Linked DNA regions of Homo sapiens: region 2 is linked to region 1. Evidence: read pairs that join two places in POLR2A ChIA-PET (ENCODE). Cell type or tissue: A673. All regions are shown on one strand.

What was found. Peaks named below come from ENCODE experiments on the same cell type or tissue, not always from the same donor. Only the 100,000 strongest peaks of a DNase experiment are listed, where the experiment ranks them.
Region 2: POLR2A ChIA-PET joins it to region 1 with 9 read pairs; 3 of 35 experiments call an interaction of 5 or more read pairs at or near these places.

The regions. Positions count from the first base shown.
Region 1 is chr5:17,419,758-17,422,257 of GRCh38, reverse strand. The region is part of intron 1 of LINC02217 (long intergenic non-protein coding RNA 2217); the gene reads right to left. Among named protein-coding and RNA genes, the nearest start is that of LINC02217, 17 kb to the right of the region's middle. In A673, no CTCF peak of the experiment used is centred here; no DNase peak of the experiment used is centred here.
Region 2 is chr5:17,339,528-17,342,027 of GRCh38, reverse strand. No RefSeq gene overlaps it. Among named protein-coding and RNA genes, the nearest start is that of LINC02111, 47 kb to the left of the region's middle. In A673, no CTCF peak of the experiment used is centred here; a DNase peak (open chromatin) is centred at 997.

The sequences.
Region 1 (2,500 bases):
CAGATTGCTTGAGTCTAGAGGTTTGAGACCAACCTGGACAACATGGTGAAACATCTCTACAAAAAAATACAAAAAAATTCGCTGGGTGTGGTGGCATGTGCCTGTAGTGCCAGCTACTCGGGAGGCTGAGGCAGGAGGATCGCTGGAATCCAGGAGGCGGAGGTTGCAGTGAGCCGAGATCACACCACCGCAATCCAGCCTGGGTGACGGAGTGAGACCCTGTCTCAAATAATAATAATAATAACAATGTAGAAGAATGCCTGGCACAAAAAAACGGTGTTCAATAAACATTGGCCATCATTATATTGAAATGGAATCTATATGCATTTAGTGTGCTTCTCATGACAAACTTCTCAAATCAAACATTTCAAAGTACTTGGAATGATTTGGCCTGTTGAAGTGACAACATTTTAATGTTCATTTAAAATGTATGTTTGAGTCATTGACTTAAACTTCAGGTCTTAAGATAAAATCATACTAAGTCTGGGCATTATACTAGAATATCAAAGATAATTAAGGCTCTCGTTATAAAGTATATTTTTATATTTATAATAGTTATTTGGGATGAGGGAAAGTTTTATTTGTTAAGGCAGATAACAAAATTAAAGTAAAAACTATAAAATGTATAAATGCTTATTTACTACAGTAATATACCAGGATGAAATGGGATTTATCTAGGTCTGTAAATGGAACCAACGTTATTCCCAGGCCCTTTAGAAATTATTGTGAAAATCTGCTAAATAGAATAGAATAGAATAGAATAGAATAGAATAGAATAGAATAGAATAGGAAAGTCTGTGGGCCGGGTGCAGTGGCTCACACCTGTAATCCCAGCACTTTGGGAGGCAGAGTTGGGCGGATCACCTGAGCTGGAGAGTTCAAGACCAGCCTGACCAATATGGAGAAACCCCGCCTCTACTAAAAATACAAAATTAGCCAGGCGTGGTGGTGCATGCCTGTAATCCCAGCTACTCGGGAGGCTGAGGCAGAAGAATCACTTGAACCTGGGAGGTGGAGGTTGCAGTGAGCTGAGATCGCACCATTGCACTCCAGCCTGGGCAAAAAGAGTGAAACTCCATCTCAAAAAAAAAAAAAAAAAAAAAAAAAAAAAAAAAAAAACAAGAAAGTTTGTAAACTGAGCTTTAAAGATTCAAAAACAACTGGAGTTTTGAATTCCCAACTTTCATAAACTGAATACTAGTTGGTTCAAAATAAAAGTAGACAATTGATCTTTTCTAAATTTTATACACCTTTCTGCACATAAAAAAGATTTTGGGAAGAGTAAAAAAATAATGAAGATGAAAACCCAAATGTGTGACTCCTAACCAAGGAAAGCTGGTGTCAGGAGAGTGGGATGTCCTCAGTGTGCAGGGACTGGAGAGGGAATGGGTGGGTAGGGAATGGGTGGGAATAGTGGCAGCGTCTAGACAAGTGGCCCAAAAATAATAGTATTATGGGCAGAAAGGGAAATTTTCCCTGAACAAGAAAAATAATAATCATCATCACAAAATACTCAAAGTGCTCTGGACACCATGAATGAGGAAGAAATGAACCCAGGTAGGACTTGCCAGACTGGGAAGGGAAGGAAGTTGTCCAATGCAAGTTCTTGGAGAACCGCAGCTGTGACAGAGAACAGAGTTGGGGACTCTGGATCTGAGCACCCTTGCTCTCTGCAGAGGCTCCCTTTATCCCAAAACCGTGCTGTTGCAGCCACGACTAAACCAACAGGATTTCTTGGTAGACACTCCATAGCACATATTCAAGAGTGAATGTGTGTGGGTGTAACTTTCTGTTAACAAGTTCATTCTCCAGGACAGTTTAAAAGATCTGAACTCTGAACACCAAATGCTGAAAGCTTTCTTGAATTCTGAAGGGTATGTACCATAAATCTAGTAAAATTTAGTCAAAAAAACTTAAAACACCTTGAATGTCTACAGGTAAATGATAATAATACTGCTGCTTGCCTTTATTTAGTTTACAAAGAGCTATTTTCTGCATTTTCTCCTCTGCTCCTCAAAATGGCCCAATTATCAGGGGGACCAATCAGGCCATTTTTAACTTCATTTTGATTAACATTTTAGTAATGTAACTAAATGCACACACACACACACACACACACACACACACATACATACACTCATTTTCGCCTCACCTTTTGCAGGAAAAAAACAGAATTCCCGTGATCAATTGGCTTTCTGGGCATCGAGTGGAGATGAGCTGCTGAGAGAGGCTGGCACTGATGGACCTAGGCCTGGTTAATATCCCTCTGTTTGGGAAAGGGTTGGATTCTCCTTTTGGATTTCAGACAATATAGATCTCTAAGACTGTGGGGCTGCTATCGACAGTAAATTTCCCAAGGTGGGGGCCACCCCTCTGGCCAGCCAGGTGACCTTCCCTGGGTGAGCTTAACCCTATTCTCTCCTTTAATGCCTAGGTAAAGGAAACATTAATTCTGCATTTCAATGTAATGGAATTAAAAACATCCCAGACTGGAAGATTT
Region 2 (2,500 bases), 80 kb after region 1:
TCAAACTCCTAACCTCAGGTGACCTGCCTGCCTCGGCCTCCCAAAGTGGTGGGATTACAGGCGTGAGCCACCACACCCAGCCCACTCTTATTTCCTATAATCAATTTTCCACAAAGAAAATTTAAATTAGACCCTGCCATTTCTCTGCTTAAAACTCTCCAGTGGCTTTTCATCGCACTCAAATCTAAACTCCTTCCCCCAGCCTACAAACTCATCCATGGTCTAGGCCCTGCCCACTTCTCTGAGCCACTGTCTGAGCCCCTCCCTCCAAACTCTGTCACACAGAACCTTCTTTGTATTCTTCCAACATACTGACTTTATTCCCACCTTGGGGCCTTTGGACCAAGTCTTCTCTCTGCTCTGAATGCACTACCCTGGGTCTTCACAGGTCTAATTCCTTCTGGCCATGCAGACGTCATATCAATGGCTTCCCCTAAAGAGAGTATCTCTAGCCCTCTCAATTCAGGCAATGACCCAGCCAGGCTCTTAACTGTATCTGCTGTTCATTTGTGTGTTCATGTTCACATGTGTTTGTATATTTGGATATTGCCATATAAGAAGAGACAAAATCTACTGCATTAACTGTGATACTTAGCTTATAGTCGGCCCTAAATAAATATTTGCCAAATAAATGAATTAATCAAGTAATTCATTAATAGAACTTTGATAAACTATTTATTTGAAGTCAGTTGAATTAAGCATGGAACAGTTTTGTTAAGCCTATTTTTACTTAATTCCTTCTCCCAGGCAACCTCTGGGGGGAAAAAATAGGCGACTTTATAGAAATAGCCTGGCAAGGGCTCAGATTTCTTTGAAACACCTACAAGCAAGGGAGTTTGAGGCTAACAAGAGAATCACAGGTTTCCAAGAATAAATGTCCTTTTAAAAATAGGCAATCTGCCATGCTTTGTAACAGGGCTTCAAAACCCCATGACCAAGCCCTTTCTAGGAAACCTCAGTGATGTGCATCTCATTCAACAGGCTCTAATTGGCTATGTTCTTAAAGGGCCTTAAAATAAATAACATGCCTTATCTGATTTGAATTATAGCCAAACCTTGTCATTTGAAGGCGATAAGGCTCTAGTGAAAGATATCACATTGGGAAAGGAATGTTGAACTTTTCTCTGTTCCTGAACTTGAGAAGGAAAAAAGTTAACTTGTATGCTCCTATCTAATAGAATTAAGCTGTGAGAGAACTAACCTTATGGAATGCAAATATCCAGACACATTATTAAAATAAATAGTCAAAGTCATAAGTATTCTACAAGAGTCCAATGTCTGGCTCTCCATTGTTACTTTGCAGACAGAATTCCCATTCAAACGTATTAATTATATGTAGCATGAAGCAGAATGAGAATTTAATATCATAATCAGCTCTAGGTAAAATTGGGTATTAGGAATTTGATGTCCATGTCCCTAATCTTATTCACACACACACACACACACAGACACACACACACACACACATGCAGATGACCGTGCACATGACTCACCCAATTAAAAAAAAATCCAAGAAAGCACTTGATGTGATTTATTAACATTCTAATATAAACCAGTGTCTTAAATCTTTCAGAAATATTTCTATCTCTTTTTAACCTTAAAATAAAATATTTTGTCTCTGACTGAGGCATTTTGATATTGAGCATGGAGTTGAGAGCATTATTTTCCGGTGGGGGTCCGTGGGGCAGGGTCTCCTTCTGTTGCCCAGGCTGCAGTACAGTGGCACGAACATGACTCACTACCGAAGGGCATTATTTTAGAGTTAGAAACCTATGTCTTTCCTAAAATTACACCATTTGACTAGCTAGATACACACTTACTCTAATGTGTCACTTTGGAAAACAGGAATTCTGCCCTCATCATCCAGTTGGATGGAACCCTTAACAGACACATGGACTCGAAGACTTGAGAACTTCTACCTGCCTTCTGGAAGCACCAACACACCCACACCCTCATCCACCTTGTTTTGACTAACAGCTCAGGTAACACAGCTGAGTTCAGTATCAATTTCCTAATTATTCATCCTGACTGTACTTCAGTGAAAACAAAGACATTTCTACCCCACTTGCTTTCTCACATTTTCCTCTGAAAGAAAGCTCCTGTCAGAAACTATTATGACTTGTTAGAAATCCTGTGCATTTCAGTAAGCTCCATGCTACTCAGAACACAGCCTAGGAAGGGTTTCTTATGCAAAGAACTGGCATCCTAATGACGCAGCACAGAGACAGCCAGTAGACCCAACTAAATCAAGACAAGTGGAAAAGAACTGAAGTTCGAAATGGGAATGGAGGCTGGGCGTGGTGGCTCACATCTGTAATCCCAGCACTTTGGGAGGCCAAGGTGGGTGGATCACCTGAGTTTGGGAGTTCAAGACCAGCCTGGCCAACATGGTGTAACCCCGTCTACCAAAAATATAAAAAATTAGCCAGGTGTGGTGGCACGCACCTGTAATGCCAGCTACTCTGGAGGCTGAGGCAGGAGAATCATTTGAACCCAGGAG